2 separate regions of the Mus musculus genome follow, and region 1 is linked to region 2. The links are chromatin loops, found by intact Hi-C in ENCODE. Cell type or tissue: gastrocnemius. All regions are shown on one strand. Each heading gives the region's core, and the rest is flanking DNA. Links, peaks and the distances in the headings are about the cores only. Region 1 has its middle 22 kb from the start of Gm34501. Region 2 holds the start of Npr3 (natriuretic peptide receptor 3).

Region 1 (12,532 bases), core at 1,565-9,564, 160 kb after region 2:
GCTTTTGAAGTTGGACTAAATGTATTTTACATTATGCTATGTTTGGATATGGGCCTCATAGACTTATATGCTCAGGCAAAGTCTATGGGGGCCAGGGAGTGGAATGTGATGGTTTGTATGTGCTTGGCCTAGGTAGTAGCACTATTAGAAGGTGTGGCCCTGTTGGAGTAGGTGTGTCACTGTGGGTTATAAGACCCTTTTCCTAGCTGCTTGGAAGCAAGTATTCTGCCCGCAGCCTTCAGATGAAGAAGTGGAACTCTCAGCTGCTTGCACCATGCCTGCCTGGATGTTGCCATGTTCCTGCCTTTATGACAATGGACTGAACCTCTGAACCTATAAGCCAGCTCCAATTAAATGTTGTCCTTATAAGAGTTGCTTGGTCATGGTGTCTGTTCACAGCAGTAAAACCCTAACTAAGACACATAGCTTACATAAATATTTGTCAAATACACAAATTAATGATTTCCAGAAATGGTTAATAAAATGGAAATCCAGAGAAAGTATTTTTGAATAGTTAGTGGTCTAAAACATTTTTTTGAGTCAAGGTCCAAGCTGACTTCAAACTTAGAGTAATTCTTCTGTCTCAGCCCCCTGAGTTCTGGGATTACAGTTGTGAACCATCACATCTGCCTAGCATGGTGATTTTCAAACTGAGTTGTAGTCATCTGAAAGCTCCATGAGGCCCCATCATGAGTCAGTGGAGATGGGGGAGAAGTGGAAGGAATATATCACTCCCAGCAACATTGTAAGAGTCATTTTAACAATCTGCTCTATCCAATGGAGACCCATAGGGGCAAGGAGTCAGGGCATTGCTCTCTGAGGGTTTGAATTGGAATGGACATCAGTATAAGAAGAAAGAACAGCATTCTGGTGCGGAAGCACAGAATATGGCTGTCTGCATCATTTATTTTTCTCCTCTAAACCCTAGTTGATCCTGGAAAGAGTAAGGCTTCAGGAACAGCAAGATCAAAAATGAGCTATAGGCACATACCTACATTTTTTTTTTACAATTGCAGAAAACCAGCCACTCTTGGCCACAACCAGGAGCCCCCTTGTGAGCTTAGAATGGCCGTGTTGTTTCACTGTTGTAACCACCAACTCTTGCATTAGAGTTGCAGAGAACTGCAAAGGGCCAAAGGCCTGCAAACATTCCTTCCATGGCTTTTATTTAAGGAACGTGGTTTGCTTTGTAAAGCAGGGAAAGGCCAGTGAAAGGGAAGCTGGATGGTAGGCATATTCCCAGCAGCCTGGGGTGAACCCATTGTCCAAGTGATAACAGCGCCACATAACTCTACAGCTCGACTTTATCAGTGCGCTTTTAAGATTCTAAAAACACCCTTTTGGTTACAATTTGCAAGAGAGAAGCTATGCAGACAGCCATCGATGGGCTCGAGTTCTGTTGTTTGGTCTGATTTTTAGATAAATAGCCAATCTTCTTTGGATTGCCTTCTTTTTTCCTTAGTTAGTGTTTTTTTTTTTTTTGTTGTTGTTGTTTTTTTTTGTTTGTTTTTAATTTACTATTTTATTTTTTTATTTTTTATTGCTATGATAAGACAGTTACCAGAAGCACCCAGGAAGTTCTGGGTCACACTCTATCACTAAGGGACATCAGAGCAAGGTCTCGAGCAGGACAGGACTTGATGTTGAGGCCATGGAGGAGTGCTGTCTCCTTGCTTGCTCATGACTCTCTCAGCCATTTTCTTATAGTACCCAGAACAGCTTGCCCACAGGCAGCACCACCCACAGTGATCTGGCCCCTCCCATATCAATCATTAGTCAAGAAAGGGAACCACAGGCTTGCCCACAGGCCAATCTGGTGGGGGCATTTGCTCAACTGAGAGTATTTCTCTTCTCATGATTCTAGCTTGTGTCAAGTTGACCTAGAAACTAGCCAGTACACTATGCATTACTTTCAAAGATTAAAATATATAGTATTCTCAAATTTGCAAACGTTCCTATTTCTTCCAACCTCATTATGAAGAAGTGGTTTCTGTTTGCAGAATATCTACTTAGACTCCCCTATGCATGGAAGTATCCACATATGTGTCCACTGTACCGTGGCTACTGGGCTAACAGCTATTTGGCATTTCATGCCAATAACACAAGACAGTCTGCACTGTTGTAAGATGGCGCTCTTGCTGTGGCCTCCTGTGACTCTGGCTTGCCTGACAGTAAGATGGACTTAACCAGTCCCCTTCTGTGACCACTTGATGACTTCTAGCATTTGATGTCTCCGAGAGTTCCAGTGGACAACCATGCTCCTGGGTTCTGCTTGAGAGTTAAGTGGACCTGGTGCTGAGAGCTATCATGGCTGGTCAGCCCTGGTGAGTTCCATACTCGGACAAAGTCAGTTGGCTCAGCCTTTGATTTCCCTGTTGATCTGCTTCTGAGGTGGGTTCTATGGCCAGTCCTTTTTTGTACAGTTGCTCATGAAAGCCTGATTAGGGCGGTGGCACTGGCCTCCAGCGGGAAGTATAAATGACTTCTTCAAAGCCTGTTGGTAGTGTCTTCACAGTACTGCATCTGGCTTCTCCAAAGTGACAGACCGTGCTGACCATATAGTGGGTTTAATATATATCTTCTTTTCCTGTTTCATTTTTTCATTAAATCAGAAGACATAAGCAGGATGAACACTAATGTGAGTGAGTGATCTCATGATTTAGGGAGGACATCATGTAGAAGGAGGACATCAATGTGTGGTCATGAACAAAGTGCTAGTCAAGCATCCAAGATGTATGCCTTTGATGTAAGTAGGTTTCTAGAGTCACAGTGAAATCTGTTTAGTTCCTGGACCCCTCATCCTATGCAGACACAGTCTCTTCCATAACCTCTGAAGGACACACCTCTGCTGTGCACCTTGCATTAACTTAGCACAGTGGTAGGTGGTACTCAACACCAATAAACACATAGTCACCTTTGTCATCAGTTATACACGTCTATGCATGTTTCTTCTTCACGTTCCTTGTGAATTCTGGTGATACTTAATTGAGTGGTAGGCCCTTTTATGACAATTACTTCCAGAATGGACTACAGCAGTTCATATTTTCTCTTGTCTCAGGAGTTGATACTAGAGCTTTAGAGAATCACCAAGATGCTTGGTATTTAAATAAGATACATGCTTAAATACAGAAACCCCATGGATTCTGTTTGGTTAGCCTTTATGTTTGTACATTACAGCAGTGTGTTATAGTGACCTGGGAATACGTTGGAAAAAGGCACAGAGGGGTCAAATATGACAGCCATCTCTAGTCTACAGGAGTGCTTTAAAAAAAATCTTGTTGTGAGTATATATGTGTGTGTCTATGTGGTTTTTGCATGTGTACATGTTTCTATGTGTGTCTGTGAATGGTGATGGTGGTGTGTATGTGTTCCAGTGTATATGTGTGTGTGAGTTCATTAGTGTGTGTGTGTGTGTGTGTGTGTGTGTCTGTTTGTTGTGTACTGAATGTATATAGAGAGGCCAGAGAGAAATGTTTGTGTCTCCCAAAATGGTTCTCCACCTTATTTTTTGAGATAGAGGCTCTTTACTGAACGTGGAGCTTGAAGATTTGACTGGTCATCAGCTCCAGGAACCCCTCTGTCTCCACCTTCTAATGATAACATGACGGGCACACACATGAGGTTTTATGTGAGTGCTGGTGCTCTGATTTCAGGTTCTTATGTTTGTGTAACAGGCACTCACCTCTGAGCCATATCCCCAGCCCTGGTGTATTCTCGTGGACATTTTAGTCTCAGGATGAAGAGCTCATGAGTTCGACTCTAGCCAGAAGTAATTTCAGGCAGAGGAACATTTGCATACAAAGATATTTTCATCAGAACTATGAATCTAAATAGGATGGATGAGGTTTAAAGACTAATACAATTGAATTATTGTGTTTTACAGAAGAGGACACTAGGGGTGTAAGAAGAAAGGTGGCCTTGATTCTCAGTCACTTTGTGATCAAGGCTAATGGGGGACAAGAAGGCAAGCCATCACTCATGTTTTATATGTACCACCACAGGATCCATGGTAAGATTCAGCTTTGTTGAGGAACATTAAAAGAGAAGAAAGGATTCAGTAACTTTTCTAGGACCTCTGGACTGCATACGTTACTCTATTTGTATCTTATACTCATTACTAGGCTTGAGTCTTGAGGGTTGTCAACACATGGGCAACTGTTTATTTGCAAATCATGTACTCCAAAATTACTTGCAACATGGTTAGAGAATTCCTCAGCGTAACCCAATGAAAAAAGAACTGTGGGAATTTCACACACCCATACAGCTGTGTTTTTATCACTGGATGTCTTTGCTCACTCATCAGGAGAGAAGGTCCTTTATCACCAGCTTGGCCGCATGAGCTTGTACCAGTCAGCAGGCCTCTCTCTTTGCATGCTCAAAATGTAGCACTTGTTAGAATAACAACATGGGTAAACTGTCAAAAGCTTCCAGGCTGTACAAGTTCTCGAGAACTGTAGGGCTCTATGTGATGGTAGCTATGATCTATATAGTTTTGGATATTAATTGTCTGGCTCAGTCATCTTTAAGACCACTGTAAAATACTGTAAAAGCTCTGCCCAATATCTGAGCATCTCCTCTACACATGACTTCCCATTTTTGCACAAATCTCTCTTCTTTCTTCTTAGACTTAACTAGGTCTTCATTAAAGTAACATGCCCACAAAAGAATGACATTTTCAGAAGGATTGTTTCAACAAAACCAGTTCCAGGCAGTCAAGTATCCCTCATCTTTTCCTTACGTGGTCCTGCTGTTTTAGGGAGCTGAATACTGCCCACAGGGTAAGGCAGAAAGAACACCAGTGCCACCACCTGGATGCAGGGAGAAAGAGGCAATGCATATCCCAGATGCTCAGTGTCTGAGGTGGGGATCAAGCCATCTTGTCTGGTTTGTCGCCTTGCCTCTCTGTGTCATCTCTAGTCATGATGTCTTTGTCTATTTTTCTCCATATGTTCTTTTATTTCCTGCACACGTGTTCATGCAACCCTAACTTCTAGTTTCTGTTTTTCTGTTTAGGAATAAGTCCAGAACATGGTGGGGGGCATGCTAAGCTGGGGCGTGAGGGAGCTGAGAATTGGGGAACACTCTGAAGGACTCATCCAGTGGGTTTTGTCTTCATGTGGGTTTGTGTTTTCTCCTGAACACACAGGAAAAGCTTATTGGCGAAATCTGGCTTCATGCTGTTTGAACTGTAAGAATCAAGCAATATGAAATCTTTTGTCCTGAAGTCAAGGGGCTAGTGACAATTTTCTTTCTCTATGAGAAACAAAACAAAACAAAACAGTACATCATCCTATCTGACTTAAGACAAGTGAGCTATGTGGCGATGCACAGGTTTTGTCTGCGTAATGTGACCCCACAGACTAAGTCAGGGCTCAGGGCAACTGTTAACAAATGGCCCTTAGACAAGTGGTTCTTAACCTGTGCATCAAGACCTCTTGGTTGGGTGGTCAAATGACCCTTTCACAAACTTGAATATCAGATATTCTGCCTATCAGGTATTTATACTATGATTCATAACGGTAGCAAAATTGTAGTTATGAAATAGCAACAAAAATAGTTTTATTGTTGGGGGTCACTATAACATGAGGAACTCTATTAAAAGGTCATAGCATTAAGAGGGTTGAGAACCACTGGCTTAGAGTAATTAGTCTGAGACAAAAGCATTCTTATACCTGTCTTCTTGGCTTCTGTAGAGATTTCCTCCTAGACAGATCCAAAGACCACCACCTTCTACAGACAGTTATTCAAATCATTAACCATCGCTGACCAGGTGTCAGACCCAGAATTACAGAAAGAAGGTGGGATCAGTTCTAAATTAAGGCTAGGTTTTTTTTATTTTTTATTTTTATGTCAATGATGTTGTCAAACATTTGTTTTTAGTAATTCACTCCAGGCTTCCATGGATACCAATGGTACTCTGAAGATTACACATAAGCCATAGGTAGAGAGGCGGGATGCTGGAGCAGTGTGCTTCTCTCTCTCTCTCTCTCTCTCTCTCTCTCTCTCTCTCTCTCTCTCTCTCTCTCTCTGTGTGTGTGTGTGTGTGTGTGAATGCCTGTGTGAGTATGACTGTTTGTGTGTGTGTCTCTATGTGAGTGTGAGCGTGTGTGTGTGCTGATACCTCTATCTGTTCTAAGTGCTTTTTTTTAATCTACTGTCTGCATCCGTGTTCTGTGATACACTGACTTCTGAGTGTTGTTTACATATAGACAGTTATGACTGATGGACTTCTAAGGATGATTGAGAACCTGAGAGAGAGCAATGAGTTTGGTCCTCTGACCCAGTCCTTCATAAACAGCGCTGATTCATCTCTAGCATTAGTATCCCTGACTCTTGTACTCCCTATGTATTTTGAGCGGTTTAATTTTGTTCTGATTTTTAAAAACTCCCAGGTTGGGTTAAGGATTCACTTGTCAGGCTGGAGGTTTTGAATAGGAACTTAGCTAGTTTCCGTCTAGAGGAATTGTAATACAACCAGAAGCCAAGTGTTCCATTTAATAGCGCCTCTCAAAAGTTAGAGTTGAGTACACAAGTTCTAATTCCTCTTTGAACTCTTTATACCACCTAAGGTTGCATGCACAGTGTTTGGCCAGCAAATACTGTTTGAACAGAACCTATAAATTCTAGAATTGAAGTATTAAACTGAAGCTTTAACTAAATAATACCCCACAATCTGACAACATCCACCTTTGTAAACTTGTTCCTGATCATGGAAATGAGATGGCAGAGTCCTGGGGAATCTCTCCTTCCTTCCTTCCTTCCTTCCTTCCTTCCTTCCTTCCTTCCTTCCTTCCTTCCTTCCTTCCTTCCTTCCTCCCTCCCTCCCTCCCTCCCTCCTTCTTTCCTTCTTCTTCCCTCTCCCTCTTCCCTCCCTCCTTTATTTCTCTTCCTTCCTTCTTTCTGTTCCTCTTCAGCTTTCCTTCTTTCTCCTCCTCCTACCCAGATTTCTTCAACACCTCCTTGACAAAGAACTGATTTCACTTTTGGCAAACTTACCCCCTCAGGACTGAGAACTTAATATTCTACTCTTAAACCATGGAAATTGATTTTCGATAACACCAAAAAGGGCAACGTGTTTGCTGAAACACGTTTCAAGTAGTATCGAAACACCCAGGATGAAAGGTAAAGCCCCTCGTTTGGTTTCTGTTTGAATAGTGTAGCCACACAATCTTTGCTGAGAGAATCAGCCTGTCCTCTCAGCCTGTGCTCCTTGGCTTTATCTTCACAGGGAAGGAATGCTTAGAATAAAACCCTAGGAGTTAATCCTGGTGGGAAGATGGTGGCACAACAGAGCTTTTGATGGTGGACAGGAAGACCCAGGACAAGATAAAGCCTCCTGCCGGGCTCACTTCCCACAGTACCACCTCTGAGTAGTCTATTGAGAAGGTTAAAGAGCAGTGGAGACCTTCATGGGCCACACTGTGCTGTGCGTCATTTATCTCCTAGACATATCAGGTTTTTCCTTTTATTGAAAATAGATTTTTTCCACATACTATGTTCTGATTATATAGTTTCCCTTCCCTCTCTTCCTCCTAATTTCTCCCCCTCCCCTCCCATCTGATCCACTCCCTTCTGTCTGGTATTAGAAAACAAACAGGCTTCTAAGGGATAACAATAAAATAAAAAATAAGCCAGGGTATGGTGGCGCACGCCTTTAATCCTAGCACTCGGAAGGCAGAGGCAGGTGGATTTCTGAGTTCGAGGCCAGCCTGGTCTGCAGAGTGAGTTCCAGGACAGCCAGGGCTACACAGAGAAACCCTGTCTCCAAAAACAAACAAACAAACAAACAAACAAACAAACAAATAATATACAACAAAAATTAACACATTGGAATAGGATAAAGCAAAGAGGAGGAAATTAGGACCAAGAAAAGGCGTAAGAGGAGCTGAAGGGGTTTGCAGTCCCATAGGAGGAACAACAATATGAACTAACCAGTTCCCCCAGAGCTCCCTGGGACTAAACTTCCAATCAAAGAAAACACATGTTGGGACTCATGGCTCTAGCTGCATATGTAGCAGAGGATGGCCTTGTGGGTCATCAGTGGGAAGAGAAGCCTTGGTCCTGTGAAGGTTCTTTGCCCCCGTGTAGGGGAATGCCAGGGTCAGGAAGCAGGAGTGGGTGGGTTGGTGAGCAGAGGGAGGGAGAGGGGATAGGGAATTTTCAGAGGGGAAACTAGGAAAGGGGATAACATTTGAAATGTAAATAAAGAAATATCTAATAGAAAGGAGAGGCATAAGAAACAGATACAGACACAGAGAGCCACTTGTTCGTGCTCAGGAATCCCGTAAAAGCACAAAACTGCAAGCCATAATATAAATTCAAAGGACCTGTAGGGTATGAAAACAGAAAAAAATAAGAATAAAAATTTTAAAAAGATGAAATTGAAAAAAAATACCCTGATGCTACATTGTGAGACAAGACGCCTCCAAATGTTCTCCCTGAGTTTGCTTTCTGTAGACCATCCACTGCTGGGCATGGAGCCTACTCTTAACAGCCGTTTGTTTCCCCAGTAAAACGCCTTTGGTAAAAATGGAATTTTCAATTGAAAGTGGTTACCAATTGGAGACATCCTCTGGTCTAAGGATGTGGGTGTGTGTCTACTTCTCCTTTCAGCTCCAGGACCCCATCTGGTGCAGATGTGTGCAGGCCCTGTGCACGCTGCCTTGGTCTCTGTGAATTCATCTGTGCCCTGATCCTGGTTTCTTTCTTTCTTTTTTATTTTTTTTCTTGAGACAGGGTCTCTCTGTGTAGCCCTGGCTGTCCTGGAACTCACTCTGTAGACCAGGCTGGCTTTTTTCAAAGGTCTTGTTTCCTTGGTGTCTTCCATCCCCTCTGGCTCTTACACTTTTTCCTCCACTTCCTTTGCAAGGTTCCCTGAGGCCTGATGGGAGGGATTTGATGGAGACGCCTGTTTACAGCTGAGCTTGGTCTCTCAGCCTTTGCAAAGTGTATCTTTTTGACATTTCTTTATATGAACACACAGTTAATTTAGATTAGTCGTCTCCCTCCCCTTATAAAAGTACACCTTATAAATGATAGGATTCTCTAGAAGAATTAAGCTTACAATTTGAGACAAATGTTGGCAAATATGTAGTTATATAATCTAAAATCATAGTCAAGATAGAGACTATTTCTATCACTACAAAAAGTTCTCTCTGACTCTTGAAGTCAATGTACTTAAGACATCCTTAGGCAACTAATTTTTTATTTTAGACCACCATAGTCTTGCCTATCCTAGAACTTTAGATAAATGAAATCATACAATTGGGTTCAATTTATGTAAATTTTGAGACCTAACCATATTGCCATATATACTAGAATTTCATTTCTTCTTATTGCTGGTAAGCAAGTTGATCAAAATCGGTTTTGATATTTATGATACTTGGGTACTTTTTAGTTTGGGTTTTTATGAGTAAGGTTTCAATGAATGCTCACTTAAGCGTAGAGAATGTGTTTTGGGAAAATACTATAATATGAGGTTAGTGTGGTGGTCTGAATAGTTATGGCCGTCATAGACTCATATCTTTGAGTGCTTGGCCCATAGGGATTGGCACTATTAGGAGGTGTGGCCTTATTGGAGTAGGTGTGGCCTTATTGGAGGAAGTGTGTCACTGTGTGGGGGGTTAGGCTTTGAGGTTTTTTATGTTCAAGCTACACACAGCCCAGTTTGGCACACAGTCTCTGTCTTCTGCCTACAGATCAAAATATAGAACTCTCAGCTTCTTCTCCAGCATCATTCCACAGCCCACTCTGTTTCCCACCCTGATGCTGAAGGTCTAAAGCTCTGAACTGTAAGCCAGCCTCCAGAGAATGTTGTCCTTTATAAGAGGTACCACGGTCATGGTGTCTTTTCACAGCAACAAAACCCTAACTAAGGCAGTTGATAAACGGTTTCCCAAAATAGATGTTTCATTTTTCATTCCAGCTAGAAACTTGAGAATGGGAGTTGCCCCACATCCTTGCCAGCACTTATTGTTGTCAGTGTTTCTAAGTTTGACCACTTGAGTAGATTTTTGTGGTGCTTTATTAATAATTTACTTTGCATCTCTCTGGTGACCAACAATGTAAAGAACCTTTAGCTAGGTTTTGTTGCTCAGTTGTGAATCTTCTGTTGTGAGTGTTCAATTCCCCACCCCCATTTGTATCAAGTTGTTACTGAGTTAGGAATTCTTCATAGAGTTGATGAGATGGTTCAATGGGTAGAGTCATTCGGCCTGGGTGATCTGAGGAAGTCTGCTTTTAATTTCCAGAGGCCACATGTAATGCTTTCATATATACATTTAGGTAGATGCTTTATGTATCTTACTGAAAGTATGCTTAAGTAACTTAAATCATTGTCTGACTGAATATTTTCTTTTAAGAAGTTTTATAGCTTTAGGCTTTATGCTCCATTTGAGTGACAATGTTGTAGAAGATGTAGATAGAAGTTCTTAGGATATCTGTGTGTGTTTGTGTGTGTGTGCCATGTGACATTTCATCTACATGGTGGTCACAAGACAGTTTTGAATATTGATATTGATATTCTGCTTTGTCTGAGATGAGGTGTCCTTTTGTTGTTGTTGATGGTGGTGGTGGTGGCCTCTGCAAACACCAGGCTACCAGATCCTGGGGATTCTCTTGTGTCAGCTTCGTAGCCAAAACAAAAGAACAGTATGAAAGTAATCTCTGGTATGGCATTAACTTACCAAAATTGTCCATTTCCCTTATGTGGACATACATGTATATTTTTAAATTTAAATTTTACTTATTTATTATTTGAGAATTTAATGCATGTATACAATGTATTTTTATCTTATCCACCTCTTCTTCCTCTCCTAACTTCATAGCATATACATAAGTACATGTACATATATACATACATATGTATATATACATACACATGTATATATACACATGCATATTTATATATACACACACACACATATACACACACATGTGCATGTATGCACGCGTGTGCACACACACACACACACACACACACACACACATACATGCACCTAACCAAGGCAAGTTAGTGCTGCACACATGCACACAGGTGTTGGATTATCCACAGGAGTGTGCCCTCCATTTATCTATCTATCTATCTATCTATCTATCTATCTATCTATCTATCTATCTATTTAAAAAATAAGCCCGTAAAGTTGCTATTATAAAAGTTTTAAGAATACATGAGAGAAACATTTCCACACTTCATTTTCTCAGAATTGGCTATGTTGAGGCAGAACACTGAGAACTGGAACACACAGTTCCTGAAGTCACAGGGCCACAATAGAGTGAAAACAAGCTTTCACAGATAGCTGGGGATCTCAGGGGATCCAGGGAAAGGCAATGGGACTTTGTGACCAGGGATGGATTTTGCTGAAACAATAGCCAGTTTTCTAGTAACAATATTGTTGTTTGCCTGATACTATTCCCATGTCTGCCAACAGCACTCTTTCTCACTGATAGTGAGAGACAGAAGGAAGACAAACAGTCTTACCTCCTTGAATCAACTTGACAATCTGCATGTCTCCACAGAGTCACTGTTTATATTTAAGATTTATTCATGTGGACATTTTGGTGACTCTTATTTGCTGTATTTTTTGTTCAGTATTATTTAATATATAGTGCGATATGGTTCTCAGGTGTTGGTTTGATGAAGTGTGTTAATGACAAAAGACTTTGAACCTAAGAGGTTCTCCTGTGATTCGTTCTCATCATATCCCCAGCCCTTCCTCAATAGTTTTCTGACTTCTGTCACCACATGTTGATTTGTCCTGATTTGCATTTCCTATGAATGGATCATATGGGGATAGAGAGCCATAAAGTGCTGACTTCCAAACCTCCTTTGATATTTCTTGCTCATCACTTCTCTGCCTTTTGGCTAAGATCAAGTGTGATATTTCTTGCTTAAACAATATCTCTGGACAGCCATCAGCCACTCATAGAAGAGGGTCCTTAATTCAACAAACATGAATTAAAGTCGCCTTTTCCTTGTGTTTGCTGAGTTTTCCTTAACGGGAACTTCTGGCTCTTTGGGAACACTCTCAGGATGAAGGTTGCAACATCAGGGAGCCTTAAGCTGCCTTCCTGTAAACTCCCCTAGCTGGTTTTATGCTCTTACACAATATATCAGTTTGGTCTCTGTTACCTTCAGTTTCTGTAATCTGAGAATGGCTCTAACTTCAACTGTCCCCGCACACATTGCTTTGATAAAACTCTTCTTCCAAGGTGGGCATATCCTTCCACATTGATCCACATCTCCCTTTCTATACGTGTGGCCACCCAAGCTTTCTGTTCCACTGTTTGCACTGTTACACTGGTCAGCTATTGCATCCCCACACCAGCTACTCCAAGTAGTTATCAGGGCATTGCACACTTGCCATTTCAAGTGTGGACTTGGTCCCTTTCCATCTGTAAGGGAGCAGCAAAGACTCGGCTGCAACGTGGAGCAGAGCTGTAGCAAAGGCTTGGAGGGAACAAAAGCACAACGTGATTGTTCTTGGAACCAGGACAGATTTGGTTTCTGCAGAGAAGGAAGTTTATATAATTT
Region 2 (12,532 bases), core at 2,321-10,320:
AATATTACAATATAATTTCCATATTAGAATGGCACATGTACAAGAAGTATACCCTCTCGAGACACTGATTTATTTGTGGAATGTGTTAAGCATACTTAAAGGGGAGGATATGAAAAGAATGAAGGGCAATGAAGAGAAGAAGTCAAATTAAGGCAAGAACTTTGAACTGTGCTGCTTGAGTCCGATGGTAATTGAGGGTGTGGTTAATTAAAAAGTTCATGTGTGAAATTCAAGAAAAGCCCCAGAGGGTTCTCTAGAGTGTGGGTGGTTTGTGACTGTTTGCGATTTGAGGCGCTGCGTGCACCCACATTTACCCGATTACGAGGAGCTTGTCAGACTTCAAGATAACCAAGAGTGTGCAAGGCCACGGGATTCATGTCAAAACTGAAGAGAAAGCATGACAACTGGATGAAGCAATTCTCTCCAGCAACTTGAGGGCGAAATTTGATGTCACAACATGATTACCAAAAATATGAGAGGGCAAATGTCAAGAATTTTTCCTGATGTTTTCCTCATGGCGTCCTGTTCTATTTTAGTCTCCTGTATCAGCTATCCATGTTATAATGCCAAGTGGAATGTACTGCCGGAAAGAAAGAAAGAAAGAAAAAACCATCTGATGACATTACACATTATAATAACAGATACTTTCCATATCGCCTTTAATTCCTGCTCAGAGCATGATAAAAGATAGTGCATAGGTTAAATAATACACTTACTAATTTTTTCTTATTAGTAGAGATTGAGCACTAAGTCTGAACAATGATATGCTGGTAGATCAACACAGTACAACACTTAAAGCTAGGGTCTAGACCTCTTACATCTGAAACCTAACAGGATACTGTTTAAATGTTTTGAAAAATATGATCTTAGAAGTCTATGGGTTTGTGTTATATGAGCTAAAATGTCTCAAAATTATCTTCTTTTCATTGACTCATCATTTCTCTCCAAAAATCTGCTGCATTCTTCAGATTTATCATTGTTAAAATAAAAATTAAAGTGCCTCCAAATTATTGTTGAGTGAGACATGGTGAAGGGCTGAAGAAAAAAATTCCCCATCCCTATAGAGTTTATATTTTATTGGCTTATTCCTAATTATTTTTGAGTATAAAATATTTAATATGATACAGTAATATCATAAAAGTGATTTTTATAATGTATGTTTGAAATTTTGGAAATTTTTGTCCTGATATTCTTCATTTGAACCTTAAGCTATTTGACTGTTGTAACATGACTGCTTATCACACAGATTTAAATATAACCTGGGTCAAATAATATCTCCAATCAAAAGAAAAAATATCTGAAATAATAGAGTAGAGCTAGAGAATATTTAAAAATTGACAATCTTTATTTTTTAACAATAGTTTTTTTATTTTTGAAATTATAATAATTATATTATTTCTACTCTTCCCTTTCCTTTTCCCAACCTCTCCCATCTATCTTATCTCTCTTGTTGTCTCTCAAATTCATGGCCTTTTCTTCAGATATTTACACACACACACACACACACACACACACACACACACACACACACACTCTGAGTGCATATACATCACTATAGCCTGCCCAGTCTGTATAATGTTACTTGTATGGATGCATACATTCTACGTCTTGGTGTGGGACAGCAAGTTACAGGACTCTTTTCTGGGGAAGACTGTTTTTCCCACTCTCAACATTCTTTAGTTACCTGGAATTCTTAGTCTAGGGTTCTTTGCATTTTTGATGGGCTATGGTTTTCTGTGATGATCTTCATCTGTTGCATATAGAAGTTTCTTTGATGACAGGTGAGAGTTACATTTACCCATGAGCATAAGGATAGATATTTAAGATGAAGTTAAAGATTATGTTGGCTAAGTAAAGTGATAGTTGTAGGTTCTCTTTCAGGGTCCATGAGTTTTCTAGCCCGGATAGTTGGCTAGGTTTGCAGAATCAGACATGATTTCCCTCTTGTCGAGTGGGCCTTCAGTACAGCTAGAAAGCTATTGGATACTACTAAGATGTGAGTGCCACTATTACAGCCTTGGTGTTCTTACACTATGCTGGTAATTATTGTGGTTCATAGGCATATATGCCTTTTTTTTCTTTCTTTCTCGAGACAGGGTTTCTCTGTATAGCCCTGGCTGTCCTGGAATTCACTTTGTAGACCAGGCTGGTCTCAAACTCAGAAATCTGCCTGCCTCTGCCTCCCGAGTGCTGGGATTAAAGGCGTGTGCCACCACACCCAGCTCATAGGCATATTTTTTAATCTATTTTTTGAGAATTTTCACACATGAGCATTGTATTTATATCCTTTCCACCCACCCAACTCCCCCATGTCCACTTCCACTCCTCAGATCATTGACCTTATGCTCTTTAATTATTACTCTCTCTCTCTCTCTCTCTCACACCTCTCTCTCTCTCTCTCTCTCTCTCTCTCTCTCTCTCTCTCTCTCTCTCTCTCTCTCACACACACACACACACACACACACACACACACACACACACACGTCAGTTTATTTAGGTTCATCAGAGTTCATTTACTTAGTGCTGCTTGTGTTCTATCTGTTTAGGCCTGGCATCTTGGGATTGGGTTACCTATTGGGGGTCTTATCCCTGGAGAAGACTAAGCCTTCTTCTCTTAGAGGCCATTAACTGCCTATAAATTTTTAATCTAGGAGTGGGTTTATGTGAGCTTTTCCCCATGACAACTGGTATTTAGGGCACCAAGCTAGATGTTCTTATTCAATAAAACAGACACCTTTTAAGCATCTAAATTGTTTGCATCTTGTTCAATCTGCTTCCTGCACTCTTTCTCATCCTCAGCACCACGGTCTGGTACCCTTTTCTCCCCTGTTCATTACTTCTCCAACAGTTCCTGCTTTCTCTAGTTTTTGGTCTGTATTTCTGAGGAGTGCTGTATCAGCTGCATGGTGGACGGGCAAATGAACTTCTGTAGAAGGACTCCTATTGATCAAAGCTCTTGTCAAGCTTAACAGAAAATATCTGGTGGAAATCTGGGACCAATATCAAAGTGATATTGCCAAACAGTTCCATCCATTATAAATTAGGTTATTTGTAGCAGTAGGTTATTTTAAACAAGTTGCACAAGGGCTAAGTATTTTGGAGTTTTGAACTGATTTCTTCCTTCTTTGCAAATCACTAACTCAAAATCTATGGTCTGTAGAACTTTAAAAACTAGGCATTAAATCAAACCCATGACAATAATGACCATTAAATAATTTTCAAGCGGACATCAAGACGTTAGCTTCTACTTTCCCCCAATCTCATTTATACATTAGATTAAAATCTAGATTTAAGAGCTAGAAAATTGCTATGTGTAGTGGTTACATATATGATCTCAGATCTTAGTAAGCAGAAGCAGGAGAATCAGGAATTCAAGCCTAGCCTGGGCTACATAAGATACTGTCTCAAGAAACAAGCAAACAAAACAAACAAACAAACAAGCAAGCAAGCAAGCAAGCAAGCAAATAAGAAAACCGAAGGTTTAATCTATTGGATGACAACTTACATGTCTGCTTGTGAAATTTCTAAGTGCATGCTAACTACTCTGGAGGATAAAACCTAACTTACACCCAAATTAAAAAAGAAAGGTAGGTAGCAATACAGCTTAGTGTGATCGCAGACTCGAGGAGTGCTGTGGTACTCAGACGGAAGAGCGAGCATCTCTGAGGACTAGGGCCAAGTCTAAAGGCCAAAGGAGAAGGAGATCCTCAGACAGCAAAACCTAATAGAGGAGTTATCCATGTGCCTAAAATTCCATTGTATATATTTATGCACTTTCTCAGATTCTTTTCCAAAGAAAGGATACAGCTAAAAGAAAAAGAGAAGAAAAAAAAAAACCCAAATATAATCAGTATTGCTATATGTGAATTTAAAGCACATATAGTTTTCAACTTTTTAAAATTTACAAAGTGTGTGAATACATGTGTGTGTGTGTGTGTGTGTGTGTGAATACATGTGTGTGTGTAATATGTGTGGAGGTCACGGGGAGGCTTAGGACAGTTCACTCCTTCCTTCTGCCATATGCATCTGAAGGGATTGAACTCAGGCCACCGGGCTTGATTGCAGGTACCTTTATATGTGTGCTGAGCCATCTCCCTGGCCCGCAGAGTTCTTTTTACTCCATTAGACATGTTGTCTATAAACTAACAACACTATATTATATGCATTTCTTATGTCTGTACTCAGGCCAAGTCTTAGATGGGCAATATGGCTTTCAGAAATCTTTCTAATGTCACATGCCTCAGAACATCTTCAGAGAATCGAAAACACTATTGTAGTAGATGAAAAGCTCTGTGCTTTCAAGAGAAGCCCTTGAAGGCTACATGTAACTATAGCTTCTAATTAAATTGAGTCACACATTTAAATAAAAATACATACTTACTATTATTTGTAATATTGGCTAAAAAAATCACAGATTTGTATAATAGAAGAAGTGGGGCCAATTAATAGAGTCCTCCCAAGGAGAGCGGAGACCTAGAGGCAAATTCTAATCTAATTTTTTGGTGTCTACTGATTTTTCTCTCGTTTCTTCAATAGCGTTCTCTAAAACATTAACTGTATGTTTAGAAATGGAAGTCTCAGTACTCATTGAACTTCAGAAAGGGTTTTTGGATATGTGTCAGGGCCTTTCATCTTTTCTGCCTCTAGGGGGAAGTGTGTTTTCAACAATTCTGTCGTGCAGAAGGGATTTTCTTGTGCATTAAGGCTTCACTGTGGTAGTCTTCAGTGTGACCTCGGGATTGGCTGGACAAGATGGAAGGACCTTGGAAAATCTGCAAGGACCCTCACTTCACGAGTTTCAGGCCAGGGTTCTGAGGCAGGGGGATTGTGGAGAAAAATGCCCCAGACATTTTAAAAGTACATTTCAAAGAATCATTCTTTGAAATGACACATAACTTCTCCATACTGTGGGGCTGTGGCCAAAAAAAATACCTGGACACAAAACTCACTGACAGAACTAGAAACAAAATAGTTCTTGGATATTGATGAAAACATTTCTAAATCTTTTAAAACGTCTATGAGTTTCTGTAATATCGCATTTAACATTAATATGTTTAGGCTTTCAGCTAGCTAATTTTATTCCTTTGTTTTCTTTGACAATCGAAGTTGATAACTGAATTCTGAATGTGAAAAACATGGCCCTTCCCCAATTTCAGTGATTAGGTTTTTGTTTTTTTGTTTGGAGTTGAAAGGAACAGTATGTAAAACCTGAACGCAAGACTGTTTCTACTTATCCCTTTTCTTTCCTATTTTACTAACATTTATGATAAAAAATGTTACAAAAGTTATCTTTATCAAGTGGTGTTCAGTTTTACTGTTCTGGAAAGCCTAAAAACATATTGCTAAGATATTATAAGATGGTGCGTGCCAGTGTTTGTGTGTGTGTGTGTGTTACATTGCATTGAATTTATCTTAGCCAAGTAACTCCCATCTCCAGCTTTCTTTTTTACCTTTTATTGGTGATGGGACCTTGTAAAATTAAATCACCCAGGCTGGCCTTGTGTTATTCTGCAGCCCAGGCAGCCTTTGATATCCTCCTGAGTAGTTTGTGTCACCAGGCCCAGTTAAAAATGTGATACACAGAATATGATTGACAGTGACAATCTGCTTGGTTACCAACCCTATTTTACATAGTATTGTAGGTGACCTTTTCCAACAGTAAATATCCTCAGGAGACAAAGAGCTGTTTAAATGCAACTTGTAGGGGCTGGTGAGATGGCTCAGTGGGTAAGGGCACTGACTGTTCTTCCAAAGGCTCTGAGTTCAAATCCCATGGTGGCTCACAGCCATCCATAATGATATCTGACACCCTCTTCTGGTGTGTCTGAAGTCAGCTACAGTGAACTTATAATAAATAACTTAATAAATAAATCTTTAAAAAAATAAATGTAACTTGTACATTCTTTGGGTCACAGTTCATTTTTTTCTGGACTAAGATGGCAGAACTATGTGATAGTTATACATGGTAGTTTTAGCTGGTTGCCCAAAGAACTCTGATGGAAAGTAAACAGATCCTCCTAACACCCAGAATAAGTAAACACAAACCTCCCAAGAGCACAATAGACTTGTTACTGTTAATAATCTTGCACTGTTGGCACTGGAAGACCTTTTAAAAAAAATCTCAGCATCTGTTCAGTTGGAATCTGCAAGGATGTGTTGAACATGCACGCGGACAGCAACCCTGTGTTCCCCTCCCCTCTGTTTCTGGACTGATCCACCATTTCCTGTTGTCTGTGCTCTTTAACAACAGGCTGGAAGCTGAGTGCTTCTACCCAAAGGCCACAGGGAGGCCAGGGTGCTAGCCATAACGTAAGTGCACTGCCCTGCTGTTGACCCAAGAGCGAGGCTGGGCAGCGCCAGAGATGCGAGAGGCACTCCATACCCGGTGCCCCTGAAATCCCAGACTCTTCCAGTGAGCCCACATGGTACACTGCAGAATCATACCGCTGTTGGCTGGTGTTCCCCAGACACAGGGCATACCGGGTAGTAATAGGAAACCGGCTCCGTCCTTCACGTCTCCTGGCAACCAGTTGAAATCCACTAAGACCCTCGGAATCCAGGATTTAGCTGTTTATTTTTTTCTTAAATAACGATGACTCTATAAACAAATGTTTGCTCTCCCAAGTGTTCAGGAAGGATTTAATTGCTGCGAAGTGCTAAATGTCAGTTTCCAACGTACGTGGATAACTCTTCAGAATTCAAATTTATATATCCACCTCTCTTAGAACTGGTTAGCAGTTCTAATTAAATAAACAAAAGCTCACCTAGGATTTAGAAGCCCCTACTTACAGCGAAGGCTTAGGGATCACTGTCCAACTGAAATCTAACCGGCACCCGGTATGAAGTTACCTTCGATTGCAGTTTTTTTTTTTTTTTTTTTCCACTGCTAGAGAGGGTGATGGAGAGAGGGCTGTTAGTCACTGATGCCTGGATTTGCCATGTCCTCGAACACCTCGATTTATCACTTCATAGTCACAAATGAGAGCAAGGACATTTTAGGGGGCTCGTAACTATTAAAAAAAAAGAAGAGAAGGAGAAGGAGAAGGAGAAGGAGAAGGAGAAAAGGAAGGAGGAGAAGGAGAAGAGAAGAGAAGAAAGAAAAAGAAGAAGAAGAAGAAGAAGAAGAAGAAGAAGAAGAAGAAGAAGAAGAAGAAGAAGAAGAAGAAGAAGAAGAAGAAGAAGAAGAAGAAGAAGAAGAAAAGAAGAAGAAATAACTATGACTTAACAGCAGCAGCCTGGGGCAGCGGGTGAAGAATCGCGTTCAAGATCCTGCCGAAAGAGGGCGTAAGTTTAAGTTAAGATTGGAGCACACACTGACGCCCAGCCAAATGAAAGAACATTTAGAAACATTTTAAATTAACTTTAATTTGCAAGACTTTGGTGTCAGAACTACCTTGTGTAATACAGCCTGTTCTCGCCGTAAATGTCTTTGCTGCGTGACCACGAAAAGAGGGTGCAGGGCCCTCTGGACCTGCGCAGCTGCTCGGTTCAGAGACGCGCCTCTCTGGTCTGAGACTTCTCCACAATCCTTTCCACTCCGTCTGCATCGCTGTGGTAGCTGTGACCAGTGGAAAGACTGGGTCTACCGGGCAGGACCTTTCTGGGCATCCTAGACTATCGGGCATCCTGGAACAGAAGCGCTGGGGTTGGCAGACTGCTTTTTAGGTACTTAAAGATTCTCTGGGGGAAGATCTGGGGGGCCGGGAAGCGGGAGTCCCTTTTAGTTGCCTGGTTTAGCAAATAGTACCTTAGGGTGATGCTTTTCAAGCTCCGCGACACTTCCTGGAGCGGAATCATTTATCCAACATCGGAAGCAACAAGTTTCGCTTTTCTGGTCTCAGTGACCCCGCGGAGGGGCTGCGCACTGGGACACGGTGACGCTGCGCCCACTGTGATTCTAGCGTGTCCCAGCAGCCCAGAGGGAGGAGGGCACCCACGCCGGGTGGGGGAAGGAGCGGTGCGACACCGTGCAGGCCAGATGGGCTTACCAGCTCTGCAAATGAATTTTCCTGCACCAGGACCTTGTTCCTTGTTCCCCGACCTTGCTCCAGGGACCAGAAAGGTCAGGTGCGGGACAGGACTGGGCGCACCCAGACAGAACGTGGCCAGATCAAGAAAAGAGGTGAGAGTCTATGGAGTTTTGCAAGGAAGCCACCAATTTGGAGAAACATTTCCCCTTCGTTTTTGCAGTGTGTGTGTATGAGTGTGTGCTTTGTGTATGTGCGCGCACTCATTTCTTTCAAACATATATACACTTTTTTTTTTTTTTTTTTTTTTAATCCTGGGGTTGGAGAAAGCGGAGCCAGGGAGAGGCGGGGACCTTAGAGTAACGCTGTGCCGCGAGGTCTCCCGCGGGTGTAGACGTGGGCGGTTGCGGCTTTGGGCCAAATCTGAGCACCGGCAACTAGTGGGGCTTAGGGACCCGGCAACCGCGAGTAGGCCAGGGGTGCGGGGAGGAGCCCTGATGTAAGAATGTTAATGAGAGGCTCCCCCAGCCCAGCCCCCACCCCGCCCCACCCCCACCCACCCCACCCGTTGCAGAGACAAGCCCGGCCTCGGCGCGCCATGTGTGGTAACGCGCTGCGCCGCTGCCACGCTATTTAAACCCCGGCTATGGATCCAGAAAGCCGCGCGAATCAATGGGATCAAACGCGAAGGAGGTGCACCGTCAATTACAAGCACTTGGACAAGTTTAACTTTTTTTTTTCTTTTACAAATAAGGCCTTCAAACGCAACCTTAGCAACGCCCAAATAAGAAGCCACCTCTAAGCCAAATAGCCTATGTGCAAAGGGAGGGAGAATATATATATTGATAATAAGTCTATATGTATATTACAGACGCACAGGTTTACATTCTGTGAACTTTTTTCTTTCTTTCTTTGCTTTAAAATTTTTTTTTTTATTTTTTAAACCTAGGGACATTGTAGAGGAATCTTCCTATCTTTTGGCGAGTTACTGAAGGGGGTATTCTGTTTTCTTGGAGCGCCCAAGGGGGCGCAGGGACAGAGGAAAGAAAAGAGCTGGGAGGAAAAGGGCAGGGTGGGTGGGGGGCAGAGGGCGAGCCGGCGGCCAGGGCGAGCGCTTGCTGGCAACACGATGCGGTCCTTGCTGCTGTTCACTTTCTCGGCGTGCGTGCTGCTGGCCCGGGTGCTGCTGGCTGGCGGCGCGAGCAGCGGCGCCGGGGACACCCGGCCAGGCAGCAGGCGCCGGGCGAGAGAGGCGCTGGCGGCTCAAAAGATCGAGGTGCTTGTTCTATTGCCCCGGGACGATTCGTACTTGTTCTCGCTGGCCCGGGTGAGGCCGGCCATCGAGTACGCGCTGCGTAGCGTGGAGGGCAATGGCACCGGGAGGAAGCTGCTGCCGCCAGGCACTCGCTTCCAGGTGGCCTACGAAGACTCGGACTGCGGCAACCGCGCGCTCTTCAGTCTTGTGGACCGCGTGGCGGCGGCGCGCGGCGCCAAGCCGGATCTCATCCTGGGGCCCGTGTGCGAGTACGCGGCGGCGCCGGTGGCTCGGCTGGCGTCTCACTGGGACCTGCCGATGCTGTCCGCAGGAGCGCTGGCCGCCGGTTTCCAGCACAAGGACACGGAATACTCGCACCTCACGCGCGTGGCGCCTGCCTACGCCAAGATGGGAGAGATGATGCTCGCTCTGTTTCGCCACCACCACTGGAGCCGTGCAGCCCTGGTCTACAGCGACGACAAACTCGAGAGGAACTGTTATTTCACCCTCGAGGGGGTCCACGAGGTTTTTCAGGAGGAGGGGTTGCACACGTCTGCCTACAATTTCGACGAGACCAAAGACTTGGACCTGGACGACATAGTGCGCTACATCCAAGGCAGCGAGCGAGGTGAGCGGGAGCGGGACCAGGGGGGTCCTTGGCTCTGACTCAGCGGTTCTCAGTGGCTCTCCCCCAAACCCCACCAAGTCAATCTTCTGCAGACCCCACCCTTCCCCGTAACCCAAGGACCCGTGGAGGTCGCGCGGGGGCTTGTCCAAGTGTGAGCTGCCTGATCCAGGGACGGGTGGAGGATAGCCCATCGCGGTGGAAGGGGTGTGCCTACACAGTCTCGGGGAGGTGGATCTGGCCAGTCGAGGGAACGTCTGAGCCGCTTGCTAGCGCCATCCCAGGTATGACAGGTGTGGCTAAACACCAAGGGTTTTCCCCCTCTTCGACAGCTCCGGAGTCCCGTGAGTTCCAGGAATTCCCTACTCTGTCCATTGCAGTCGCGCGCCCCCTGGCAGGGCCACAGCGTCTGGGGACGCCCCAGCAGTCTCGCAGCTTCTTGACTAGCTGGGGGTTGGGACGCATCTCCTGGCTCCCCTGGCTGCTCTTTCCACTGACCCTAGGTCTCTTTTTAAAGCCTTCCTTTTAGATTCCTTCCATGCCCTTTCTAGTGTCTTACAAGCTTCGATACAAGCACCAGAAGTGCGTCGCCGTGTCTGAATTCAGGCGACTCTCACTTCCCCCGGGAGCTTTGGGCTTCGAAGCCTCTGAAAGCGCGCGCAGAGCTGGGCTTGGGCGGAGCGCGCCGGAGGATCGTGCGCCGAGCTTCCTTCCCACGGGTCCCCTGCCCGGCCCTTTCTCCGCAAGTCGCTGAGGGTTTGGAACAGTAGCCAAACTAGACAGAGAATTTGGTACTGGGGAATGGGATCATGGCTACGGGGAGCGTGGGAATTCTCCGCAGCTGCCCAGGTTTCTGTCGTGTAGATAGAGGAAGGAGCCGAATCCCAGCATAGGGCATGAGTCCGGACGTCCCGGTTGGGGCTCACACATTGGAGAAATCTCGCCTTTGTTTCCCCTTGGTGCGCAGGCGCCCAGAATGTCCGCGGTATTACCCTCCCCCTATGACCCCACACCGCAAAGCTTCCGATGTTCGTTCGGAGGTGCTATCCTGGTGAGACCTAGGAGGGGCCGAGCTAAGCCAGGCACCTAGTTTGCCCAGTGTTGGTCGCACGAATGCTGGGGACCTGGGCCTGGCTGTGGCGGGACAGCGGAACACTAAGCTTGCAGGCTCAGAACAGGTGAGGTGGGCAGAAAAAGCTTCAAGAGTGGGGCCACAACTGCCCCTCCCCGCTCTCTACTCTAACTTCAAGGTGTTGTAGACAGTGCAGACAGGACAAGTTTCGACCTAAGAACTCCAGGCTGTCTGCGCAGAATCACTGTTAGGTGCGCAGGCAGGGCGTTGGTTATGTAAAAGGAAAGTTCTGTCCTATGGTGGCAGATTTGCCCCTGTTGGGCGAGAAACCCACATCTACTTTCTCCCCCCACTCCCAGTCCTCCGGCTACTGCAGCCTCTCGCGGTCCTGGGTACTGTTACTTCTTCAGTTCTGGGCTTCCAGAGCCTTAACTAAAAGCTGGAGACTTCCCAGGGCAGGCTGGGAATGGGGGCGTGTCCTCACGCCTGGCTAGATCCATCCGAGCTTTGCAAATTCTGGTCATTGCCTTGCTGAACCTAGAAAGGCGGTGACCTTGGTACAGTGGCCTAGGGTGAGAGGCCTGGCAGATCTGTCAGTTCCGCTGTTGGGCCCTTGAGCCGCACAGTGCTCTTAGAACCGTGATGGGGGAGGGCCACACTGTGAGAGTGGGCTGGGGGTTGGGGTGGGGTTGGGGCAGGTGTGTTTCGGTTTAAAAGGACTACAGCCTGCGTTCTTTATTTTTAAATAGTCAGGCTTATTTTAGATCTCCTAGCGCTCATTTCTCGTTCAATTTAGCAGTGCAAGCTTGTTAGTCTGGTGTGTGTGTATTTTATAGGTGAAATTATTATGATCTTATGATTCTTTCTCTAAAATCTGTGTCAGCAACAATAAGGCGAATTTTCTGAAATATAAATAAAAAATTCCAGGCTGCCCTTCTTTCAATTTCTTACTCTTTGTAGAGAAAGTTGGGAGATCTCAGGGCGCTGAGTCTCCACCTCATCGTGGCTGCTCAACGCATTAAGTAGTGGGGGTTTAGTATATGGTTTCAGGGGAGTTTGTGGCTCAGCCACTTGCTAGCTGTCAGGATCCGGGGCTGTTAAACTGTACCCCATCTTCTTCAGGTAAAGTGGGCTTCCTGCACAGCCACATCTTGGGGATGCTGGAAGGGTTTAATGAACTAAGTGACCAGAATTCTTTGAAACAGCGCCAGACCCACACAGTAAATGTGTGGGTTCATTGTAGCGGGCGTTGTGCTATATTCGATAATAATCACCTTCACCCAGAAGGGGAAGCCATGTCCTGGGAAGAGCTTTAGGCAGAGAAGACCACACCTCTGGACTCAGCCTTTCTGCCTTGCAAGGCACTGAACGTGGAACAAGGAGCTCGATGAGAATCAGGCCTCTTCCAACTGCTATTCTGATGTGGAGATTTTACATTTGATTCTCCCAATAGGGATGTATCTGAAAGCGTTTCTGTCACAGAGCATCTTCTACCTTTATGAGCCAGGGCGTGCTTTAGAGAGTCCCTCCCACCCCCCAAATATGTTTGGAAAGAACATTTCAACTTTAAAATCAAATTAAGGATATCTGAATATCTTCACTGGTAAAGTGTG

The links. A loop is a pair of places that touch in the nucleus more often than their neighbours do. Peaks named below come from ENCODE experiments on the same cell type or tissue, not always from the same donor. Only the 100,000 strongest peaks of a DNase experiment are listed, where the experiment ranks them.
Region 1: it touches region 2 in a loop (3-fold over the local background); 15 of 42 quality-filtered maps call a loop at or near these places.

The regions. Positions count from the first base shown.
Region 1 is chr15:11,745,691-11,758,222 of GRCm38, reverse strand. No RefSeq gene overlaps it. Among named protein-coding and RNA genes, the nearest start is that of Gm34501, 22 kb to the right of the region's middle. In gastrocnemius, for the core only: a CTCF peak has its summit at 4,805; a DNase peak (open chromatin) is centred at 4,805.
Region 2 is chr15:11,902,204-11,914,735 of GRCm38, reverse strand. It overlaps Npr3 (natriuretic peptide receptor 3), which reads left to right and starts at 9,062. Exons shown (of 8, transcript NM_008728.2): 1 at 9,062-9,850. The coding sequence starts at 9,097. It overlaps Gm5144 (predicted gene 5144), which reads right to left and starts at 8,211. Exons shown (of 2, transcript NR_131059.1): 1 at 7,748-8,211; 2 at 7,346-7,626. In gastrocnemius, for the core only: CTCF peaks have their summits at 4,640 (motif pointing right) and 7,276; DNase peaks (open chromatin) are centred at 9,209, 9,433, 9,927, 10,208 and 4 more places; H3K4me3 peaks cover 3,856 bases; H3K27ac peaks cover 2,924 bases.